Regions from separate parts of the Mus musculus genome. Here region 1 is linked to region 2. The links are chromatin loops, found by intact Hi-C in ENCODE. Cell type or tissue: heart. All regions are shown on one strand. Each heading gives the region's core, and the rest is flanking DNA. Links, peaks and the distances in the headings are about the cores only.

What was found. A loop is a pair of places that touch in the nucleus more often than their neighbours do. Peaks named below come from ENCODE experiments on the same cell type or tissue, not always from the same donor. Only the 100,000 strongest peaks of a DNase experiment are listed, where the experiment ranks them.
Region 1: a loop joins it to region 2, with 2.1 times the contacts of the local background. A loop is called at or near these places in 2 of 42 quality-filtered maps.

What each region holds. Positions count from the first base shown.
Region 1 is chr4:40,818,275-40,823,274 of GRCm38, reverse strand. All of the region lies in intron 2 of B4galt1 (UDP-Gal:betaGlcNAc beta 1,4- galactosyltransferase, polypeptide 1), which reads left to right. Among named protein-coding and RNA genes, the nearest start is that of Mir5123, 29 kb to the left of the region's middle. In heart, for the core only: no CTCF peak of the experiment used is centred there; DNase peaks (open chromatin) are centred at 3,014 and 3,924; H3K27ac peaks cover 2,448 bases.
Region 2 is chr4:40,901,630-40,910,807 of GRCm38, reverse strand. No RefSeq gene overlaps it. Among named protein-coding and RNA genes, the nearest start is that of Spink4, 14 kb to the left of the region's middle. In heart, for the core only: CTCF peaks have their summits at 2,837 (motif pointing right), 4,314 (motif pointing right) and 5,602 (motif pointing right); no DNase peak of the experiment used is centred there; H3K4me3 peaks cover 283 bases; H3K27ac peaks cover 546 bases.

The sequences.
Region 1 (5,000 bases), core at 1-5,000, 85 kb after region 2:
TCGCTTGTTGATATAGCTCTGTTAGCCAAGAGAAATAGATACGGTGTGCTTGGCCTTTTAAAAGTAAACTTCCAGCAAAAATGAAAGAAAAAGATATCTCCAATGATCGCAAAGTAAAACACTGATTATTTACCATTTTTAGGCTACTCTAGCTTTCTTCCTACTCCTCCTCCTCTTCTGCTGCTACTACTACTACTACTACTACTAATAATAATAATAATAATAATAATTCCAAAACAATCCATTTTTGTTTCAGATTTTTTTTGGCAACTTTGAAATTTATCCAGCTGGGTGGTCAGTATCATTCTTCAGGGACCATCCATAAGAGACCATGTATGTCTCTACAGCCAGCCATGGGTGAGAAGTCTGGGGGAGTCCTATTCTAGAGCCTCAGAGAGTGATATGGACTAGGCTGAGTTTCCTGCTGTACCTCAGATTGTGTGTGTCAGGCTCTCATCTGCTTAGGATACAAGCTGAAAACTTAGCCAGCCTCTATCACCACAACCCAGATTCAAATAGATCTAAAGCGTTTTAAAGGTTCTTTTGAGGCAGGGTCTCACTGTGTAGCCCTGGCTGTCCTGGAGCTCACTTTGTAGACTGGGCTGGCTCAGTCTCACCGAGCTCTGCACCTGCCTCTGCCTCCTGAGTGCTGGGATTAAAGGTGTGCACCTCTGCCACCTGGCTCACAGGCTATTTTAAATTGTAAACAAACTGCTTTGTAGCAAAGTCTTCATCTACCTAGTGTGGGCTGGAAGCTTCAAGGTGGCGGCATCTTACACTTCTTTAAACATCCCTGTAGCAACTGAGGCAGCCCTCAGATATCCTAGCTTCCCTAATGCAACATAAAGCCCCCTGACTTTGATAGAAGCAAAAAAAAAGGGGGGGCTCAAAATGTATGTTGAAGTAAAGGGGCAGTCTTTCCAAAAACACATTTTAATGAAACTTGGCACCTAGGCAGGTAAGTCAGACTCATCAACACACCTAGATTACAGAATATACATGAATTTCAGTATTGGGGACAAACTTGAAAAACCAAAGTTATATTCATGGGGAAAACAGTTGTGCTCATTAAGCATACTGAAGAAAAGTAATGTTTTTCGTTTTTTACTTAATTTCTTTAATATTTTTAAGTTCTTGGTGCATGCCTTTAATCCCAGGACTCTGGAGGCAGAGGCAAGTGCAGAGAATTTGAGGCCAGCCTGGTCTACAGATCGAGTTCCAGGACAGCCGGTACTACACAGTGAAACCCTGTCTCAAAAAACAAACAAAATGGTGTGATTGGATGGATGGTGACTGTTTAATGCTTTTGAAGCTCAGAGGAAGGAGAGAAGGCTGTGCCCCGATATATCTAGTACAGGAGTTCCTAAATGTGTGAGGAAGGCAGATCTCACTGTTCTAGAATCTTCCATGTACTGACACCTTGTGACCTCCGGAAGTGTTTCCTTAGCTAGTCTAGACAGCTATTTTCCAAGAATCATCTCCAGTGATGAGTGTCCTGTGAGTCACGTTTTGGAGAAAACAACCCTAAATTACCCGCCGTCTGCTTCCTCCTTACTTTCCCTGAGATAGGAACTCCCCGTTCTCTTTCTCCCCCACTTGTACCTTAGTATCAGAAAAGGACTCTTTTTTAGGAGCTGGGGGTGTCACTCAGTGGTAGAATGCTTGCCTAGCATCCACGGGTCCTTAGCTTTGAGTGTCAGCCTTGAAGCAAAGAGGAGAAACAGTGTACTACCCTGTCACTGTTCTCTAGAGCTTGCCTAGACCCCAGAGGGCAGGGATAAAAAAAATTCTGCTCTGAGTCAGGGACAAGTAGAGAGAAGAACTGGTCACATGAATAACGCTGGGTTGCAACTAAGCCCCAGGTAAGATTCCTAAGTTCAATAATGTCCTCCCACTGGGCCACAACAGCTCTTCTTGAGGCCATGTATCCTCTTCCTGGCATGTTTCTCAAAGCCTGGTATCCAGGGCTGTAAGTGAGCCCCATAACCTGGAGAGCCACTTCCCAGTCTGTGATCATGGGCAGGCCACAGAAGCCCTTGACTACTTAATAAACACTAGCTGTTATTTCTTTCCTGTCCTTCTTGCCTGTTGCCTCTGCCTGGGACCTTGCTGGTAAATTCCTTATTGTTCTTCCAGCCTCCTGCTTTAGCCCAATGAAGCACCAATATCAGGGTCTTGCCTCCCACCTGTTAGGGCCTCTATGGGGTCAGAAGATAATGAGTAGCCGGTGTGAGTCAGAAGACAGGCTCTCAAGAAGACTCAGGGGTCATGCCTCATAAACTTTTTTAGGAGGAAGGTTGTGTCCTAAGTCCACTGGGTTTCTATGGTTTATACTTGCTGTTAACCTTGTTCAGTGTAGGCCCCTCCAGCCACTATGAAACTTAAAGCTCAGCATGAGTGTTCTGGAGGGGAGTGTGGGAGGTGCTCCCCCATTGTTGCAGAGAGGGGCAAGGGTGTCCTTTGGGGTTCTGTCTCTCCTCTTGCCATATGTATGCAGGTCTTGCTAGAGTCTCAGCATATCCTACTTGGTGTCATGGGTCCTACTCTGACACTTAGGTATCAGGCTAAATTCAGCCCTGGGGTAGACCTTGGTATGGAAATGAATGTCAGGGCGTCATATAACAAACAGGGAGTGTGTTCTGTCACTCACACTTCAGTCAGGAAAGCCAGGTAATAGTCAGGCTGCCACCTGGTAGCACCAGCCTTAAATGAAAAAGACAAAGGAAGAAAGAAAAGCAGAGGTAAGGAGCTTTAGAAAGTATCCATCATAAAAATTACAGTCGGTCATAGCCACTGCAGTGCTTTGCCCCCGAGTCAGCAGCTGAGAGGCAACTTTCCCAGTGTCACAGTGCTTCTGTCACCTTTGGGTCCTCATCTTTCTGACTCTGTCCGTGTCACGTCTTTACCTTAAAGCCTTCAACAACTTCCCCCTGCCATAGGCAAGGACCTGAGTGATCTGAAACCTTATCGTGGGATGCCACCTGGGGAATAGTCCTGACCTACTTCCAGCCACTTCTCCTTGTCACCCTTCACACAGCTTGCTACAGGCAAGCAGCCTGTCATTCTCACCCAGACACTTGTCACCTCCCCCTTGTACTCTGTGCATAGGCCTTCTCCGGTGGCTTTTTCTGGATATGATTTAAGCCTTGACCTCATGAGCTCTGTGAAGCCCCTGAAGTAGAGGTGACCTCTCCTCCTTCTCTTGGTACAAGGGACAATTACCATTTTTGTGTCTCATTTTGGCCCTTGATCCTTAGTTCCTAGCCAGACTCACTTCCACATGTCTGACCGTGGATCTCCTCCGCAGTCCAGAATGGACTCTGCAGGGTTTGGAACATGGGGTTTCTTTCTTTGAGTCCTGCTCATTTATTGATACCCATACTCAGGACCCCTCTGCCCCCGGTTCTCTAGTTGGGCCCATTCCTGCTGGAAGCAAAGCCTCCTCTCCTAGCTTGGCCATATTATGACCCTTTTAAAACTGGCACAGTCCCTCCCCAGGGCCCTTCACCTGACGTTCCTGTGCGTTGCTGACTAGGGTATAGGCTGCCTGTGATAAAACCTTAGGGCAGTCTTCCTTTTTGGGGAAGATATAATATGCTTTAGCCCCATGTTGGCTCATAATCATAAAACTCTTTTGAGTCAAGACATGATAGGTGATTCAACCCGCTAATTGTAGTCCAAAAAGAGGAAGATTGCAAGTTTGAGACTAGCCTCACTACATAGTGTGCTCGGGGCTAGCCTGGGCTAGCAAGCCCCAAACCCAAAGCACAGTCTCTCGTGTTCCTTTGTATTTTGACTTGCATAGACCTCTAGTGAGGGCTGCTTTGTAGGCTGCGTAGGCAATCAGATCATGGTCACTGGCGGACTGGGATTAGGTGATGATAGAATGTCCTGATCGCCATGATGTGTACTTGGTGTACCATGAGGCTTGTTAGCTCATGTGAGAGAGGCAGCAGCTTGTTAGTAATAGCTGCCAAGCCCCCAGGAGCCTTTGTGACTCGTGATACCTCCAGGCAGACCTGGCTGGACAGGCTTTGGGAAAGAGAGAGTGCCAGCCTGTGCTAGGAGGTCAGATGGTGCTTTGTTTGGCTGTGACTTTGTTCTGTTTTTGTTTTGAAGATACTTTTTGAAAAACGTGTGTGTGTGTGTGTGTGTGTGTGTGTGTGTGTGTGTGTGTGTACACTTGTGTATACATGAATGTAGGTGCCAGTAGAGGCTAGAAGAGGGCATCCACTGGAGCTTGAGTTATGATGGGCAATTGTTGGCCTCCTAATGTGAGTACTGGGAACCAAACTCAGAGAGATGCTCTACAAATGCAACATGTGTTCCCCACCACTGAGCCGTCTCCAGCCCCTCCTCCGAGGACCATTTTAGGCTCTAAGATAGCAGTTCCTCCAGGAGGTCAGGATCAGTTATGGCAAAGCAGAGCCGTGAAGGTGGCTGCTTCTTGGCCCTTAGGACTTGACTTCTGTCTTGATTATCTTTATGTCACCTGTCTTCTATTTCCTCTTCCAGCTGTCAATGGATGTGTAGGGGGATGGAACTTTAGGAGGGAGAGGGCTCAGCGGTTGACCTTCCCTTGCCTTGGGGCATGACTGATACGGGGGTGGAGTGGGAGTGGTGGAAGTGTCTGCCAGTCCAGTCTGAGTGCCACCCTCTGCCCTGCTGTCTCCCTGTCTGACCACATCTGTGGTTTCTCCTGGGGAGTGTCGTAGCACTTACTGGTACTCAAGCGCTAATGAATAACCTCCAGACATTTACACAAAAAAGGGAGTGACAGTGTATTTGGACTTGGCTTTATTGGAAGAGTGGTCCAGTGAGTCCTGCCGCAGCCTGAGGCTTGCCGGTCCCTTTGCCCATATCTTCTGCGTGTGCCTTCTTTTCCCTTCTAGTGGGGACTTTTGCCTCTACTTGTCAGTCCTGTTTGTAGCAAAGCAAACTGAAGGAGGAGCGCCTTCCTATTCATGAGTGGCTTCTTACTTTTCACCTACCTTCTCTTC
Region 2 (9,178 bases), core at 2,144-7,143:
GCTACAGGCAGTGAGGGGCAGGGTCAGCTCAGTGAAGGCCTTGGACGATGGCACATACCCCTGCCGTTTCATGGCCATGGACCCAGACACAGCTCTCAGTAGCAGCATGGGCTGGGACTTTACCATGGCCTCAGGTGGCAGAGCAGGCTACTCACATCGGTTGTTCCTCTCCACCCTCACATCTCTAGTTCCGCTTCTCTTCATAGTACTCAAACCAGTCCACGGCTCTTTCTCTCCCATCTCTTCACCACATCACCTCCAAGTGTCTTCTGCCTACCCTCACCATGGGTTGGTAGGTGGCCTTCTGCTTGTATGTATGCACAGCAGACCTGGCCCTGGTGGCTGGTGGCATGTGCACAGGTGATCTGGCTCTGCCCCTTGCTGGCTTTAGCATTGGGTGAGCTAGCTAGGGCAGTGCTGGAGAGCTGGCCATGGTGGTGTGGTACAGGAGAGCTGGCAGGCTGACCAACTCAGTTACCACCCAGGCCCAGAGCTGGTACCCAAGAGCTTTGAGTTGGTACACAGCAACATCTACCCCATTGAAAAGATGTACTAGGGGGTTGGGGATTTAGCTCGGTGGTAGAGTGCTTGCCTAGCAAGCGCAAGGCCCTGGGTTTGGTCCTCAGCTCTAGAAAAAAAAAAAAAAGACAAAATAAGAGATGTACTAGGTGTTGGAGGGATGGCTCAGCAGTTAAGTGTATACTGCTCTGGATCCGAACCCAAGTTTAATTTCCAGGACCCATGTTCAGTGACTTCCAACTGCCTGTAACTCCAGCTTTGGGAGTTCCATTTCCTCTCCAGTTTCAGGAGATCTGGCACCCTTTCCTGGTTTCCATGGGCACCAGGCACACATGTCGTTAATAGACATACATGTAGGCAAAACACTCATATGCATAAAGAAAATTAATCTTTTTAAAAATAATTTTTATTTTTTTTTTTTAAAGATTTATTTATTTATTATATGTAAGTACACTGTAGCTGTCTTCAGACACTCCAGAAGAGGGAGTCAGATCTTGTTACGGATGGTTGTGAGCCACCATGTGGTTGCTGGGATTTGAACTCTGGACCTTCGGAAGAGCAGTCGGGTGCTCTAACCCACTGAGCCATCTCACCAGCCCTAAAAATAATTTTTAAATATTTATTTATTATTGTACATAAGTACACTGTAACTGTCTTCAAACACACCAGAAGAGGGCGTCAGATCTCATTACGGGTGGTTGTGAGCCACCATGTGGTTGCTGGAATTTGAACTCAGGACCTTTGGAAGAGCAGTCAGTGCTCTTAACCACCAGCCATTTCTCCAGCCCAAGAAAATAAATAAAAAATAAAATTAAAAAATAAAAGGCTGGACATGGTGGTTTACACCTTTAGTCCCAGTGGTCCAGAGGCAGGGGCAGAAGCAGGTAAATTTCTGTAACATTAAGGCTAGCCTGGTCTACATAGCTCTAGGTCAGCCAGGGCTACACAGTAAGCACCTGTCTAGATAAATAAATGGATAAATAAATAATTCATTTAAAATCTTTGTTATTTACCTGTGTGCATGAGTGTGTGGGTGTACCTGCCTGTATATGGGGGAGTACACGCATACTCATGCCTGTGCAGGAGAGGGGACAGTAAGGGACCATCACTCAGGGTCTGTAATCATGCTCACCTGCTGTAGACAGGCTTAATCCACACCACTGTGGCACAGATAGGCCTACAAAGAGAGTTCCAGGAGAGGCAAGACACACAGAGGGACCCTGTCTCAAAAAGCCCAAACCAAACCAAGAAATATCAACGCAAGCAAGCAAGCAAGCAAGCAAGCAAGCAAGCAAGCAAGCAGCAAAAACCCCAAACCCAAGTGAAGGCCGAGATTGGGTTGTACAATGCACATGCTTATCTCTCCGGCAGATCAATGTAGCCAGGGAACTGGCCTTTTATTATTAACCAAGATGGCATGTGCCACATTGTTGCCAAGGAAGCAGAGTGAAATAATTAACCATTACGCTGTCTCGCAGTATGCTAACAGAAGTCTTGACCCAAAGGTCATAAAAGCTAAAATGTTCAACCTGGTCCACTTCTCAAGAAAGCTACTTATATCCGGCGGCCCTTTCAGCAGCTCCCGGGTGTTGAGCCAGAGACAGGTGAAAAAAAAGATTTCTTCTGTTCTAATGGCATTCGCTAAATATTTACTATTCGGGAGAGTTGATGGGTGTAAGAGCTGCCAGCCCTTCTGGGCGCGGTGATTGCCTCCTGCCTAGCCTGAAAGTTGCCAAAGATCCTGCTTGCAAAGGTGGGTGTGGGGCAGGGTGTGATCTTGGCTCACCTTGTCCTTTCCACCTGCCCGGAGAGGTCCGGGAACCCTGACCAACACCTCTTCGTTAACTTTTCCGACAGCTGCGGGTTCTTCCTTCCGGGATTCCCCCGGGGCGCCCCTGGGAGCTGGGAAGGGCAGGAACCTGTCTTTCCCACAGCATCTGGCAGCCTGCCTTGGCTTTACTTGCTGTGCGGCCTTGCCTGCTGCTTTCCCTTTTCAAAAGGGGGAATCTCAACTGCTGCTAGACTGCATTAATGGGGCAATTTAAGTGCTGTAGCCAAGCTTCCTGCACATCGACAGTGTCTCTTCATGGTGGCTATCTTAGCTCCCAGATTGTGTGGACCTGGTTGATGAAGAGAGACCCCTCTTCGAGCGCCTCCAGATCTACTCTGACCCACCCCACCAGAAGCATCACCTCCTGTCAGCCTTTCCCTCTCCTAACAGCCACCAAATACTTATCAATAGCTCTTTAGCTGGCTGTGGGGCTTCACACCCACCTCTTCCCTGTTGGGATTAAAAAAGAAAAAATTAAAGATTTATTTATTTATTATATGTAAGTACACTGTAGCTGTCTCCAGACACACCAGAAGAGGGCATCAGATCCCATTACAGATGGTTGTGAGCCACCATGTGGTTCCTGGGAGTTGAACGCAGGACCTCTGGAAGAGCAGTCAGTGCTCTTAACCTCTGGGCCATCTCTCCAGACCCCAAGCTGGGATTTTATCTGACATGAACTAGACAGATCTTGTCACAGTCTGGGGGTTCATAAGAGCATCTGCCCTGTGTGTCTGGAAAATGCTGTTTTCCTTGGAGTCTTCCACCACTTCTGGTCCTTACCCCCCCCCCCCCACGCTGCATCCCCCCCCCCCCCGCCCCTGTAGGTCCCTGGGACTTGAGGGGAGGATTGTGATATAAACATCTCATTTAGGGCTGAGCTTTCCAAAGTCTCTTATTCTCTGTACTTTGGCCATTTGGGGACGAGGAGCTCTTTTACGGTTGCAGAAATAGAGTATAGTGTTATAAAGGGATAAAGACTAGGAAATAAAACAAGAAGGATTAAGTATGATAGAGGATGGGAAGTCAGGGTGGAGGGGGAAAACTATCACTAAGGGCTTTTGAAAAGCCATATGAGAACCTACTACTGTAGAAGTTTCTCTGTTCTCTATAAGAAGACCTTCCTGTCTTTGTCTGGGGTCACCATTTTGAAAAATGTTGACACCCCACCCCCACCCCCCCACCCCCGAATACTGGTGTTTTTGCAGAATAAACGTTCTTTGTTTTTGCATACTATCTGAGTCTGGGATCTTCCTTCAGCGATTTTCGGACCCTTACATATCTATCATATATGATAGGTTATTTCTCTGCCGGTGAAGTGAGCCAATTCAAGCCTCCAAGGCCTTAGCCTGTGACTGACCTGTAAATATGAAATTCACACCTGGCCTCCTGATACAGTCTCAAAATGTACACTTGATCTGGGCTATTTACTGTATGTAAATCTTGTTTGTTGGTTTTTATTGCTTGTTTGTTTTTAAAGGGAGTCTGACAAAGTGGCTCTTTTAAAAAAGTCCTTAGTTCCAGCCTTTAAGAGACAGAGGTATGTGGATCTCTGTGGGTTTGAGGCCAGCCTGGTCTACATGCAAGTTTCAAGTCAGCCAGGGATACACAGTGAGCTCCATCTCAAAAAAAAAAAAAAAGAAAAGAAAAGAAAAAAAAAAAAGTGGGTTGGGGAGGGGCTTGGGAGGACTGGAAGAGGGCTAGGAAGGGGGCTGGGGAGATGGCTCAGCAAGTGAAGGGGCTTGTGGCTAACCCCGAGGGCCCAAGTTTGATCCCTGGAACATACAGAGTGGAAAGAGAATACGACTCAGGCAAATTGTCCTATGACCTTCACACAAGTAGTCCTATGACCTTCACACATTACAGTGGCAGGAGCATGCCCACACCTCAACCAAACAACCAAACAAGGTAAAAAAAAAATTTTAATAGGAATTCTGGCTTAGTTTGCAGTTACTACCACAAGGTGGCAATGACACCTAAATCACAAAGGCTTAACTGTTGAATGATTTCATCATTCTATTGTGAGAGGTGGTTTTGTTTTGTGGGTTTTGTTTTAATTTTATTTCTGAGACATGTAGATTCAGATTGCCTTGAACTCAACATGTAGCTGAAGCTGACCTTGAACTCCTGATCCCTCTGCCTCCACTTCCAAACTGCTGGAATTATAGGCATACTCCTCCACAACTGGCTACTGAATGCTTTTCTCCTTTTTTCTTCTCTTCTTTTCTTTTCTTCCTTTCCTTTCCTTTCCTTTCCTTTCCTTTCCTTTCCTTTCCTTTCCTTTCCTTTTCTTTTCTTTTCTCTTCTTTTCTTTCTTTTCTCTCTTCTCTTCTCTTCTTTTCTCTTCTTACAGTTTTACTGTATAGCCCCATCTGGCCTGTAACTCACTATATAGACCAGGTTGGCTTTGAACTCACAGCGAACCACCAGCCTCTGCCTTTGCCTCTGTTCCCTAAGGGCTGCTAGTAAAGGGGTGAGTGGTTTTCTTGAAGCAGGAGGCACTGTGCTGGAGGTCTCCTTCTGTGTCTTAGCTTTCTCCTCCATTTGCTACCAAGCTCGAAGAATCCACGTTTGTTGGAGGTACACCTACACCATTGACCCTTGCTGTGGTCAAAGAGTGGACAGTTGGCACAGATGGTGGCGCGTACCTTTAATCCCATCATTCTGGCGGCTGAGGCAGAAGGATTATGAGTTCAAGGCCAGCATGGCCTTATTTAGAAAAAATAATCACAAGGAAAACAGAACACATATCACATACTCTCCTCATTCCCTTCCTTTCAGATGCACTACTGCATCCAGATCTACAAACACTTCCAAATACCTTAGTGACAAATACCCTTGTGGATGTCTGTTACTGGACCCATGAGACAATTTTTCTAATTACATAGGCAGGAGTGAGAGGCCTCTGACGCATATGTTTTCATTCACACACATTATCCTCCCTCTTTGTTTCTTAATAAATTGCCTCCAAATTTCTTTTGGTACTAATCACAGCTGAATTCAAGCAATGTCCTAAAGTTTTGTTTTGTTTCCATGTACTTGTGTGTGTGTTGGGGGGTGGGGGGTGGGGGAGATCCTATGTATGTGTTTGTGTGTGTGTGTGAGTGCACATGGAGGCCAGAAGTCAACATTGGATGGCTTCTTCTATTTTTTTATTCTTTTGTAAAATATTATTTTTTATTATTTGTTTTTTTAATAAAAGATTTAAATATTTTATATATGTGAACACACTGTCTCCCTCTTCAGACATACCAGAAGAGGGCATCAGATCTCAGTACAGTTGTGAGTCACCATGTGGTTGCCAGGAACTGAACTCAGGACCTCTGGAAGAACAGTCAGTGCTCTTAACCACTGAGCCATCTCTCCAGCTCCTATTTGGGAATAATCTTACATCACGCACCCTGATCATACCGCCCACTCTTCCCATGTCCCTCCTCCCCCACGAACCATCCCCTGACACCCCCCCTCTTAAAAAAGAAGGGGGGGGAACTCAGTCCATTTTGTGTTGTTGAGATACTCACTGTAGCATGGCCAATTCCTTGTGACCAGCCTCCTAGGGAGGATGAGTCTGTCTCTGCCTCTGTCTGCACCAGAAGCCATCAACTCAGGAGAGCTATGCTGAGGGCCAGCTCACACTGAGGCCAGCTCTCCTGCAACATGGCTTCAAGCATCAGACATCTGCATGGGCTCCCATGGTAACATGGACACAGACATCAATACAGCCCTTGGCCATATCAGGACCACTGACCCTCTCATGGCCTTCAGTGGCTGCAGGGGTCAGGGGCCTCAATGTGGCCTCAGCTTTATAAATTGTCACAGGCCATTCACATCAGGATGCCCGCCCACCCCCACCCAGGGATGCATCAACAAGGCATCAGGCAGTGGCACAAGGATCTCAAATGTCACTGTGGCCTAGGGCTACAGAATGGATCACAGACACCAACATGGCCTCCAGTGGCATCAAGAACCATGGTGGTCCTTTAAGAAGACCCAATCCAGAAAGGGAACACTTTCTCATCTTGGGTCTTCATGGTTGCCCAAGATGAGCCAGGGGCTGAGTCTGCCTCTTTATAAGCTCCAGGCTGCACAGCATCTTGCTGACCCTACTGGGCAGTGACAGTATGTCAGCCTCAGTCCTCTTTCACCTGTCACCACCATCGTGTCCCCAGTTCTGCCTTTGTCCACACACCATCCCATTTCTCAGTCTTTCCCAGCTCTCCACCTACTTGTGTATTACCCGCCACCTGATCTGAGGCCGGGTGAGCACATGTGTGTTTTCCACTGCCCCAGCCTTCGAGGCCAGGAAGTACTTGGGTCTTTTTTTGATCCTTTAAATTTTTAATTTTAATTAATTTTTAAAGAGTTGTTCATCTTGCTGGGCAGTGGTGGCCCACACCTTTAATCCCAGCACTCGGGAGGCAGAGGCAGGTGGATTTCTGAGTTTGAGGCTAACCTGGTCTACAAAGTGAGTTCCAGGACAGCCAGGGCTACACAGAGAAACCCTGTCTCGAAAAATCAACAAAACAAAACAAAACAAAGCAACCACCAAAACAAAACAAAACAAAACAAAAAACCAAATAAATAAATAAAAATAAAAAAACCAAACCAAACCCAAAACCCAAAAAACAAACAAACAAAAAAAGAGTTGTTAATCTTATGTGTATTTTATTTTTACCTGCACATATGTATGTGCACCATGTGGCGGCTTAGTGCCTATGGAGGTCAGAAGAGGACATTGGTTCCCAGGAACTGGAGTTACTGATGGTTGTGAGCCAAACCTAGGTACTGGGAAGCAAACCCAGGTCCTTCGAAAGAGTAAGTGCCCATAACTGCTGAACCGTCTCTCTGGCCCTCGATACTGTCTTTTTGAGACAGGGTCTCTTCATTGAAGAGGAAGCTTGCTGATTTAACCAGACCGCAAGGCCTTTGTGAGTGCTAGGCTGCAGTCGTTCCTTGCACCTCCCTCAGCACACGCATCTCACCAGGTGTTTCTCCAGAGATACACTTTGTGGTCCAGGAGCAGGCTCGTGCTATGCATCCGATCTCTCTCTTAGACACTGGCCACTATCAGTAGTTCATCAGGAGTTCCTTGGGTATTCATTTCCTATCCAGTATTTCTCAGTTTAAGTGATTATAAAATCTTTCCTCCTTCCCCTATTAATATCTATCAATATCTATTAATCTTCAAAATCAATGCTTAAATTTCTAGTCTAGGAAATGTTGCCTGTGGTAGTTGGAGTGTAATTGGCCCCCATAGGCCCATAGGGAGTGGCACTATTAGGGGATGTGGCCTTGTTGGAGTTGGTGTGACCTTGTTGAGGCAGGGCCTAGAAGTCTTACATGTGGTTGAGCATGCCCAGTGAGACAGTCTCCTCTGCTGCCTTCTGTTGTGGGTTTGGTTTAATGCTTGCATTATGGGTTCTCAAAATTGCATGAGAATTCACATGTGAGATGCTGAGGGTCCCTGCCCCCAGCTGGTCCTGACTGGCAAATAAAGTTGCGGCAGCCAATGGTTGGGCAGAGAGACCGAGGTGGGACTTTAGGATTCTTGGGCAAGGGTACTGAGAAAGAGGCAGTATTGCCATACTGGGGGAACAGAAACAGCAAGCCTGGGAAGTGCAGGACAGAGAGACAGCCAACACGTAAGAGTTGGGCATTGCTCAGAGGGCCTGGGCAGCCAGGATGGAATATAGGTTTTAGTAAATAATTTTTCAGGAATATCAGAGGGGAGAGTGTGCTAGCTACATGGAGGTTTAAGAGTGCCCCCCCCCATTGAGCTGCTTAGGGCATATTAAAAATCTCTCTCTCTCTCTCTCTCTCTCTCTCTCTCTCTCTCTCTCCCTCCCTCCCTCTTTCAAGAATCCACAACATTGGGGCAGTAGTGAGGAACTCGCACTGTCAGCGCTGGGCAATTTAAGAACCATTAATCAATGACAGCTACAGTCTTCAGATCAAGATGCAGAACTCTCTGCTTCTCCAGCATCATGTCTGCCTGCACACTGCCATATTTCCTGCCACGATGATAATAAACTGAACCTCTGAAACTGTAACCCAACCCCAATTAAATGTTTTCCTTTATAAGAGTTGCCATGGGTCATGGTGTCTCTTCACAGCAATAAAACCCTAACTGAGATATTGCCTTAACTATTAACCATCTATGGCTATTGTGAATTACCTTCAAGAGTTATCTGTTTATTTATTCAACGAGCTGTTGAGCATCTACCATGGTAGGGATTAGAGCTATAAAGAGTCCTTATCCCAGGGGCGCAATCGTACCAGGGAGACACAGGCAGATTCAGGTGAGCCCAGCTGCGTCCAGGACTATGACAATAGACAATAAAGATGGAGACAGGTGCTTGAGAAATAATGGGACAGAGTGACTAATTCCTACACCAGGGGCTCTTATAACCTTTCCTGAAACAGAGACTTCATAGCTGGAACCCTGGTACCATTTCAGTATCAGGAACTTGTTAGAAATTCAGGCTCTCAGGCTCCATGAAGAGCCTACAACGACCAAGTGAGAACCTGAGCATCAAGGAGACCCCAGGCCAAATGCTGATTTAGAGGTCACTGGGTCAGGCCAGGCAAGTAGAACAAGAAAAAAAAAAGTAGAGGCTGGGAGCAACTTTCTCTCCTGGCTCTAACCTAGCAATAATTGATTCAGCAGGCTAGGGAGCAGAGAGCCACACAGCCATGCAAGGAGCAAGGAGAGGGAACAGGGCCACACCTGTCATCTTCCCTGCCAAGCTGCCTACAATGGCTGGGGGAGGATAAGGGCTCGGGTAGAAAGGTCACTCTCATTATTCCTCTATACACATTGCTTTTCTT